2 separate regions of the Homo sapiens genome follow, and region 1 is linked to region 2. Evidence: chromatin loops called from intact Hi-C (ENCODE). Cell type or tissue: heart right ventricle. All regions are shown on one strand. Links, peaks and the distances in the headings refer to the core of each region. The heading gives the core; the rest is flanking DNA. Region 1 holds the start of LOC105375188 (a long non-coding RNA gene). Region 2 has its middle 260 kb from the start of STK31.

What was found. A loop is a pair of places that touch in the nucleus more often than their neighbours do. Peaks named below come from ENCODE experiments on the same cell type or tissue, not always from the same donor. Only the 100,000 strongest peaks of a DNase experiment are listed, where the experiment ranks them.
Region 1: it touches region 2 in a loop (11-fold over the local background); 3 of 110 quality-filtered maps call a loop at or near these places.

The regions. Positions count from the first base shown.
Region 1 is chr7:24,018,122-24,023,502 of GRCh38, reverse strand. It overlaps LOC105375188 (a long non-coding RNA gene), which reads right to left and starts at 4,884. Exons shown (of 3, transcript XR_001745008.2): 1 at 4,782-4,884. In heart right ventricle, for the core only: no CTCF peak of the experiment used is centred there; no DNase peak of the experiment used is centred there.
Region 2 is chr7:23,964,853-23,970,233 of GRCh38, reverse strand. No RefSeq gene overlaps it. Among named protein-coding and RNA genes, the nearest start is that of STK31, 260 kb to the right of the region's middle. In heart right ventricle, for the core only: no CTCF peak of the experiment used is centred there; no DNase peak of the experiment used is centred there; H3K27me3 peaks cover 251 bases.

The sequences.
Region 1 (5,381 bases), core at 205-5,204, 53 kb before region 2:
CCTGGCCAACATGGTGAAACCCTGTCTCTATTAAAAATGCAAAACTTAGTTGGGCGTGGTGGCTGGTGGTGGGTGCCTGTAATCCCAGCTACTTGGGAGGTTGAGGCAGGAGAATCACTTGAACCCAGGAGGTGGAGGTTGTGGTGAGCCGAGATTGCGCCACTACACTCCAGCCTGGGCAACAAGAGTGAAACTCCATCTCAAAAAAAAAAAAGCATACATAATTTTTATTCTGTGAATCTGTGAAGCCATCTTTCAAGTTATGGTCCCCAATTCTTTCTGTTTCCATTTGTAAGTCATGAAGACCAGATACATTTGGCAGTAATAATCTTTTATTTATATAAATTGTGCAGAAAAGCTTATAGGTGGTAATTGATCCTTTATCCTATGAGCCACAAAAATTGAGCCTCAAAGTTGAGCCACCATTCTGTCTAAAAGGCAAAAACTTATTTTAGAAATGGCCCATATGGCTCCACTTTGAGCTTCTAGTACTGACAGGCAGCTATGGGGAGCCAGATGGTGACATAGGTAGCATTCCAACATCATACATCTTCTTCATTAAATTAAATTTTCAAATAAGAAACTTAAAAACTAAATATAATGGGATACAATTATCTTAGGAATCACACATGCAATGTGCCTTGCTGTTTATTTTATTTTATTTTATTTTGACCTATTTTGGTACATAATTATTAACTAGAATTGTGGAATACATTAGATGCAATCATATACTTGATAATATTGGTGAAATGTTAATTACCTATTGTATGATTATTAAATGAATTTCTCTGTGTTAGGCAAATATAAATGGAGAAAAGACAAATATAATCAAAATATTCCAACCTAGAGAAAGAGGAGGGTTAGCCAATCAGGACTAAGTTTTGCTGCATATATTAGAAACCTTAAATAATGGTGCATAAAGAAGATATTTTTCACTGAAGAAAAAGAAATTCAGAGGTTGATGATCCAGGACTGGAAAGGAAGCCCCAGGGTCTTTGGGGACCAGCCTTCTTCAACTCTCCGTGCCATCATCCTTAGTGCATGGTTTGCATCCTCAAGGATGGCATCATGGCCCAAGATGGCTGCACGTACAATGCTGTGCTCTAAGCCTGAAGAATAGTGGTAGGCACGGCTGAAATGGCACCAGTGTCGTTAGCAAGGCTTCCTCAGAAGTTCCAACCAATGCCTTCTGTTTATATTTCATTGGCCACTCCTTTCCCAGCAAAGAATACTGGGAAATATAGTTGTTTCAGCTAAGGATTTGGCTGCCTTCCAAAAACAAATGCCCTACAGGAATTCTGGTAAAGAATGGAAGGAGAATGGATATTGGGGAGAGAACAAAAAGTCCCTGCCACAGGTTTAAAGAATCCCATTCAGGAAAATGAATATGGAGACAGGGGCCAGAATAGCCAGATATTCTTGTGGAGCAAACATCAAAACAAGGCAAGGGAAGTCTTTGGGCCAATATGAGGAAGGACAAAAGAATTTCAGAGTTCGAGGGTCAGAGGATTTCCAATAGGATAGGAAGGAGTCACTGATCAATTGCTAATGGTCACCTTGCCTTTGTGACAGCTAAGAAAAGAACTATTTGCTGATTCTTAACCAACATCCACAACATCAAGAAACAGAGTCATAAAACAATGAAGTCTCCATGCCAAGTAAGGCATTCCTCAAGCATCTGGGAAATGGCAAGCAGGCCTGACCCTGCAGTTCCATGCCTTCTCTAAGAAGGCCACTTTTAGAGACTATGTAAAGGCCAGGCATCTAGAATGGGTCTGAAACAGGCACCTGTCATTGCACCCATTGTTTTCTATACTGGGTGACCCTCAGGCCTGCAGAGCATTCACTGAGAAGTAAAAGCCCATGAGTCATGGGGTAAAGACGGTCTTCCCTATCTCCTGGCCGCCATCACACTCCAACAGATGGACTTCTGCCTTAAGAGCTTGGATGTCAAAAATGCATACCTGAGGAGCCTGTCTGTAGTGGGAGGTGGGGCCACGTAATAGGGGGTTGGAATAAGCTCTTCCTGCTGCTCAAGCAGCTATGCCCTTTCTTGGAGTTCTCTAATGTTCTTAGAGTCTGAGTTGAAATCAAAGTCAGATGCCCCAGGTAGACCAGAGTTGCAGGGTCTCTGAGCCCAAACAAAATGCAATGATGGAGGAGAGGCCTGGAGTACCCAGAACATCTGGCATTCAAGATCAAGCAGTTTAGAATAAGATGAAAACTACATCTTGAGGGGTTTAATCACCACATGGGGCTCATTTGTACATTTTTCGAAAGTGGCTTACACCTTCTCAAACTTTGCTCAGATCTCCTTTCCTGCAAGTCAGGGCTTCCCTCCTCACTCGCCTCTCCCAGGGATTATTCCAAGCATCAAGAATAGTATTTGTTTCCTAAGGCTGCCATAACAAAATACCATAAACTAGGTGGCTGAAAACAATAGAAATATATTCTGTCATAGTTCTGGAGGTCAGAAGTCCAAAATCAAGGTGCTGGCAGGTGTGGTTCCTCCTGGATGCTCTGAAGGAGAATTCTTTCACACTTCTCTCCTAGCTTTTGGTGGCTACTAGCAAATCTTAGTATTCCTTGGCTTGTAAACATATCACTTCTATCTCTGCCTCTACTTTCATCCAGACTTTCCCTTTCTATGTCTCTAAATAACCCTCTGTCATTGAATTTAGAGCTCACCCTAAATCCAGGTTGATTTAATCCCAAGAGCCTTAACTTAATACTATCTTCAAAGACACTGCTTTCAAATAAGATCACAGTCCCAGGTACTGGAGGTTAGAACTTGGACTATTCAACCCACTATGAGAAATAAAAATAAAATAGAAACCAGAATAAGCCAAATTCTCTCATCTCTCAAAATTTTAAAGTGTGAGATGCCCAAAATTGTGATTTCAACAGTGTTAATGCTATGAGTCTCTGATACAATCTTTCCTTTCTGCTAAAATACATATGGAGACATCAGAAAAACATAAAAATTAAAAACTAAATTACATAACCACAGAGGCAAAAAACAAGTTAGCAACTTTTTGCCAGAATCTGGGAGCATGCCCACCAGCTTCAAGGCCTATGGAGCTTGCTTGAGAAAATTGGCTGGTGGTTTACAAACACTCTGCCCTTTGAAACCAACAGCCATGCTAGTCTGAAAGTGGCAATATGTCAGGAGGTCCTAAAACCTCCCCTAGATTTGACAATTCACTAGGAAGACTCAAAAGACTCAGCATATAGTTGTAGTCAGAGGTATGATCTATAACAACAAAACGGTACCAAGCACATTCAGCAAAGTCAAAAGGCCCCTGGGGTGAAGCAAGAGGGAAAGCAGGCACAGGCTTCCAAGATTTCTCACCCAGTGGAAATACACTGGGCATGTTTAATTTCCGCAGCAACAAGTCATCACAACATGTATGAAATGCAGCCAACCAGGGAAGCTTGTTAGACTCAATGACCAAGGCTTTTATTGGGGGATGTCCCCAGATGCAACCCCCTGCCTGGCACATACCCAAACTGTAAACTCTCAGAAGGAAAGGAGGTGTCCGGCGTAAACCACGCTGTGTGTAAAAACAGTTAAATGGGCACAGTGAGCCACTCTTATCAGTTCATAGTGGGAATCTAAGCTCCCAGATGACAGCCAAGGGCCACCCTTTGAAGCAGGCCTTTTCAAGGACAGCAGTTTAGTTCTACTCTGCTAACTCTTTTCTGCATAGGGAGGCTGAGAAAAGACTGTGCCTTCCTTCCCCCTCTGTCTTCCCTGACCCAGAGAAGCAGAGTGTCAGAAAACAACAACCACCCCCAGGCTCTGCAGGATGCTTTGAGACAGGTAGGGTTTGGATCTTGCCTTTATACCCTCAATGGCACCTTTTAACCTATATCCATTTAGAAACCAAGACTGCATTACTCAGAAGTAAATAGAAGAGAAAGAGGAAGGGGAGCATAGAAACACCTTGCATTCCAAGAGGTAGGGTCCCTACACATGACAGGGTCTAGGTAGAAACAGGGATGGTAGGGTGCTGGGAGCAGCATAGACTCTTTTCCCCTGTATCGCATGAAAAGATCATGACCAGGTTGGTGGTGGGGAGCAAGTGGTAAGAGAGAAGAACCAATGTCATCCCTGCAGAATCAGTGTTTTTCCTTTTTTTTTTTTTTTTTCCGACAGAGTCTGTCTCTGTTGCCCAGGCTGGAGTGCAGTGGTGCAATCTAGGCTCACTTGTAACATCCGCCTCCTGTACTCAAGCCATCCTACTACCTGAACCTCCCAAGTAGCTGGGACTACAGGCACACGCCAAAATGCCCAGCTAATTTTTGCATTTTTTGTAGAAACAGAATTTTGCTATATTGCCCAGGCTGGTCTTGAACTCCTGAACTCAACTGATCCACCTGCCTTGGCCTCCCAAAGTGCTGGGATTACAGGCATAAGCCACCCTGCTGGGCCAGAATCAGTGTTTTTTAAACATGCTATGTGCCCTGAGATTCCCCAAAAATATCTCCCACTACAGGGAGAAAGGACAGGTCAAAGAATGGGCTCAGCACATCTCCGAAATTCAGTCAGGGCGAGTCCGCTTTTTCCTGTTTGCAATAACAAGCTTATGCATAATTTTTCATATATGAAATAGGCTTCTTGAAAAAAAATAAGCAATTTAAAATCATTGCACTAGATGAGTGTCTGCCAGACAGTGGGAAGTGTTTTAGTTACTGAGACATCAACTAGGCTGCAGGTATAGAACTGGGAGGGAGATTGTACTAGCACCAAGCAGACAATGAAAGCAGACCGCTCTTACCTTTTCTTTGGAAAACACCAAATCTGATAACCTGGTTACCCACAGAGGAAGTAAACCATCTCTTCTGCAAATACAAATGCTAGAAAATGACAGAAAAATAACTGGTGGTTTTTAAGCTCTTAGACATGAGCTCCATCAAGTAGATGATGAAAGCTATAAACTACAACAAAAATGAACACACAATTGTGCAACACTCTGGCATAACAATTACAAAAGGTTCACAGATCCTCCTGAAGCTCATATCCATGTTTAGAACCTCGTAGAGCTTCAGAGCCCATTTTAAATGGAAAGACAGACCTAGTCCAGTTGTTATTCAGTTTTGAAACCAAAAGAAAGACATTCTTATAAATGCAATTATATGAAAATGTTTATTCATTCAACAAATATTAAATATCAATAATGCTTTAGGGGCAGGGAAACTGTGAATAAGCAGACAAGCCAGTTTCTTTTGTAGAGCTTATGTCTTTTAAGAGGGAAAACAGATGTAAATAGGAAAATAAATAAATGCCTGAGATAATTTCAAGTAACTGCTATGAAAAAGGGCCTACTTAACAAGATGATCAAGTCTGAAATAAGATCCAAATGACTAGAATGAGCAAA
Region 2 (5,381 bases), core at 272-5,271:
ATCTATTTCTCTTCATTTTCTCCCAGGTAATTCAGATGTGCAGCCACATTTGAGAACCATTGCCCCAGATAGCAAACATTTGTTCTAAGTAACCAGTCACGCACCACCACCCCCACCACACACACACACAGTCTCCTTCTTTTGGTTCTGCTTATTTTCCCCTTTCTGGCCCCATATTCCCTTCCTACCTCAATTTTGATACCCACTCTTGACCCAGTTGTTTTGGGTTATCCTCCTGTCTACCCTCTGGCTCGTTGGGCCTTGGACACATGTATTTGGTGCTTTTCTCACTCCCTTCTTCTTCCTCTAGGGCCTTGGAAACTCTTCCCTTCAGCCTGTCTAGCTCTCTAATGCAGCACAGGTCCCAAACACCCCTCCCTCAACCCAAAGAGAGGAAGGCATTCATGTAGAGCTCACTGATGGCCTTATCAAAACTCCAGTGCCAAAGCACAGGACTGTAAGCAACGTGAGGAAGCAGGGGCTGGACAGCTATCTCTTGATACTTTTATGAGGTCCAAGGGCCCCCTGCCCTTCCCCCACACTCTTTTAGTAGTTTAAACACAATCTCAGTTTCTTTTTTTTTTTTTTTCATTACATAGATAACACATGAATGCAGTCTCACTGTAAAATAATTCAAACAACACAGATAAGCTAAAGCTGCAGTGCCCCATTTCCGGGCACCTCCCCAAAAGTGACTGATAACAAATCGGCATGTTGTACATTTCTTCACATCTTTTTGCATTTACATACATCAAGTTAAAGAAGTTCTCAAAGGTGGGTGGAGAATTTTGCCCCTCAGGGGGAGATTTGGAAAAATCTGGAGACATTCTTGGTTGTCACAACCCAAGTCGTGACACTAGCAGTTAGTGCTCACACAGGACTGCCTCCACAACAGAGTTATCCAGCCCAAATGCCACAGTCCATCGCTGAGAACCCCTGAGTTGAACTGCATGAATCTGCCAATGACTGACCAATTTTGACCTTTAAAAAGGCCATTTCGTGTGGTACAACCCAATATATTTGTATACATATGGAAACGTACAGTTTTGTTTGTGGCTGTCTTACATAAATACATCATACAATGTAGTATGATTCTATAGCTTTCTGATTCCACAGCTTTCTTTTCTGATTCTATAGCTTTGTTTCTGATTCTACAGCTTTCTTTTTCCTTTAACAGTATGCCTGGAGGATTCTCTGTGTCGGGAGCCAGAGCTCTATCCAATTCCTTACAGCAACTATGTGATGTTCTGGCTGAGAAGGCTCTCTGTGGTCCCTTAGTCACTCCCCTGTGGAGGGATGTTGGATGTTTCCAGTTCTTTATTAGTGTAAACCAAAAGGCATATGAGCATCTGTCTCTAGGTCAGATAGACAGGTGTCAATCAGTTTAGACGTTTATTTTGTCAAAGTTAAGGATCCACCTGGGAGACAGGTCTGTGCCTTTTCCCAAAGAAGATTTTGAGGGCTTCAATATTTAAAAGGGAAAAGCAGGCTGGAGGGGAAAGGAAAGATAGGTCACATTACTGAATCCACATGTTGCAAGAGAAAAGGAGTAGGTAGGGGTTAGTTAATTATGTATTATCTCACATTCAGCAAATCGGCACTTTCCATAAGAGAAGGTGAACATAGAGTGGCTACCTGTGGAGATATTTAACTTTTTACCTGTAGCTATCTGCTCAGGAACAAAAGGAAATGCAGCTTCTTGCATGACTCAGCTTTCAGCTTCATTTTTTCCTTTGGCAGAGTGAATTGGGGCCCCAAGTTTTATTTTCCTTTCACACTAGTAAAAACCACACTCCAATGAGCTCCTGACCCACTCCCTTACCCACACACTGGTCAGGTCTAGAGGGTGGGGATGTTGAGGATGGGGGACACTGAGGACCAGAAAGGAAGGGACTGGGGATGAAGAAAGAACAGCTTGGGCTACCAGGGAGGGCAGGGACTTCCTTGAGCTCCTCCAGCCCTGGCTGCCACCAGCTCACGTAACTGCCTGTTATCCTGCACAGCAGAGGCCATTTCAAGCCATGGGTATTTACAACAGGGCTGTGTGAGTTCTGAAACCCACTTTTTAGGCTTTCCACCCTGCTACTCTCTCGGGGTGAGTAAAGGGCTCAGGGAGTGACGTACATCACTTGCCTGCCACCGAGGCCTCCCCCGGTGCTGCTGGGAGTTTCTGTCACACCTGTGAAACCTACTCAACTGTCAACACATCACTCAGCAAAACAGCCCCCCACATTTTCTAGGCATGCAGCATTGTTCTATCCAAAGAACCAGAGCCAGAAGAAACCTTTGCTTTAAGGGCTTTAATTACCATGGAAAACGGCATGCAGACTATTCCAAGACAAAAAGCCTTCTCCACATGTTCTGAGAGAAAAGCATACTGTCATCTGAAAGAGTAATTTATTTCCACATAATTGGCTGTATAAAGGGCATCTTTGGTATCTAATTCCTTAAACAACTGATGGCCTACTGGTGCCAGTGCTGACCCCACAGGGGAAGGAATGCGTAATTAATTTACTCATTTACGATTAATGCATTTCCAGCTTTCCTTTGCTGCCACTCTTCAAGGAGAAAATTGCCCAGCCCTGGGACTCTATTTCTGAACACCTAATTCATTTAAAATAGAGAAAGAAATCTGATGACAAGAAGTCGGTTGTTAATAGAAGACCCCTGAGGCCACACCTTTCCTGTGTGCCCCTGTCCGTCTCAGAAGTCCGTTTGAAAAAAGGTCTTTGCTCAGCTGTCACCAGTAAAATCCTTACTACACATTACTACATGTCTGCTTTTTAATTTTTGTTTGCTCATTTCCTGTTTTGTTTTTTAACCACTATGGTACCATATGGTACCGTAGTGTTTTGTTTTTTAACCACTATGGTAGGTAGGTAGTATGGTACCTACTACCTATTTAACATATTAACCACTATGGTAGGTAGGTAGGTAGGTATAGAGAAGTGAAGAAGGGAGGGAGGAAGAGAAAGAAAAAAAAAAAGCATTTCAAGTGGCCCCTACATCTTCACATAGCATAAAGGCTAACTATTTTGAACCACACCCAACCAATCTGTTTTCAGTGAGGAAAGATGATATAACACAAGCTGCCAACATTTTTTCCTGGTTATTCATGGTGTTTTGTGAACATCCTATTGTGTCTTTTTAATTGCTCTTTCTTGAGCTCAAATTTATGGAAAAGAGTAACTCAGTAATATGGGAACCCAAATATAGCTCTTCATTCATCCAGCACCATTTTTAAAGCAAGGCTACATACCAGGCACTCCCTTATTTCCTTTTTTTTTTTTTTTTCCTGTTTCTCCATCAAAACCAAGTTACCCTGTGTGCCATATTCTCTGTCTTACGAGATAATCAAGTTCATATTTAGAAAACTGTGCTCCCCACACCTCCCAAGGGTGGTTTATATTCCCCATTTGTGAGGTGTTATTATTCCAAGGAGGTAATATGCTGGTGTCTTTAATAGGGCACCCTCACAAATCTCCTAAATACTCTGTTATACTATTTCTAAAGCCATCATTTTAGTCCCTTCCCAACCCTGACTTTCTCAGGTCTCTGATGGCTGGGTTGGACTTTTAGCTTTTAATGAATGGCATCATTACACATCCTGGACAATCCCCGTGTGTCCACAGGATCCCCAGAAGCAGCAGATGGGATCTTCCATGTAAAGCTCATAGTTAGAACCCTTTAGGACCGCCTAAAATAATGCCCAACTTCCAAATGAATGTAGTCCATGTCTTTGTTTATGCTCAGAGTAACCAGTGAGGAAAATGTCAATGGGAGGGTTAATCACGACCTGCTTCAAGAAGTACATTTAGATTATTATTACTATTATTATTATTTACATTTTACAGATGAGAAAACTAGGGGTCAGGAATAAGTGTCAACCTTCATACAGCCCCATCAATGACACAAATTCATAGCTCATTGGCCACCAAATTTGTAACTCTTTTTTGCTAATACTGATTCAGTAAAAAAGAAAATCAAATGTGCAGTTTGAGGAATCAAGGAGGTAAGGGAGGAAGGCATGAGCTGCACCTCAGTGCACAGAGTTCCGACACAGTTGGGTGAGAGCCCATACAATGGGATTCTAAGGGTTCTTGAATGCACAGCTTGGCAAGATCCCCAACAATCATAGTTCCAAGACCTGCACCCTTAGCAGATATCCTAAACCCTCGGGCATGAGCATTGTCATCGCCCTGTAGCAAAAGTTCACAAACCCACGCTGCACATGAGAATCACCTGGGAGCTTTTAACATACGCAAATATCCAGTTACCAAGAGATTCTGATTTGGTAGGTCTGGGGTGGGGCCCAGGCATCAGAGTCAGTTAAAGCCTCCCAGTGGTTCTTATGGTTAGCCAGGGTTCAGAACCACTGGTCTGCAAGCAATCTTGGCCCATTGCTACCATGAATGGTCAGGATTGCTGCTTACTCTCTCTTCTGTGTCTCTCCTGGGGCCTGTCCTCTCAAGTTCTTTTTAGCAATTCCTTCTATTAAGGCCTTCCAAAATCACCTTCTCAAATTTCATTCCAATTAATAAATGTGAGCTTTTTCACAGGGAGTGGGGAGCAGTCAAAGGACTGTGGACAAAGGGAAATTTTGCATTATTATTTATCACTGAAAATATATGTAGTACTCACAGTGTGCTGGAATAAAGGATTTCAAGATTCCCTTATCTGGTTTTCAGCGGCTATGAGCACAGTTAGTCATGCGGTTTTATGCTCCTCTGTTTAACTGCCTGTGAAGTTAATAGGTAGATGCAATGCTGGAATTGAGCAGGTTCAACTCTGAACTCAATGTATGGCTTCTAAAGAAAGGAGCAATTGTCGCCTTTAAGATTGCAAAAATCCAATTAAGTATCACTCTCCCCTGCCACGCGATAGACTTAGACCCTGGAAGTAATGTTAATGACACCACACTAACATCCAGGACAATCACCATGCCCCTTTTACTGAAATCACCCCAGAGCCAGCGATTATATGGAAAGTGCAAGAATTTTAATGCAACCCCCTGGCTTTCAGGTGTCAAACAAAATGCTATGAGAGGCAGGGGCTGATGAGGGCCAGACAATAAATCAAAAAAGAAAAACGTGCCATTATTCTGTTTTCTTTTTCCGAGAAGAAGTATTCAAGGTCAGCAAAACAGACACAGACATTTTCCCCCAAAGATATGTCCTTTGGGATCCACTGCCCCAGCGTCCATGCCCCTCCGTTTGTTCTCCACTGTAATTAAGACATATGTACTTTTCTGGGCTTTGGGAGTTGCTGACAGACAGCTCAGCTGCCAACAAAGAATAAATTGCCAGAGGCGGATGCTCAGTGTTAGATGGCGCCCCAGGCAACGTGAGGCTGTGCGGCTACACCTGAGACCTAGGCAGACT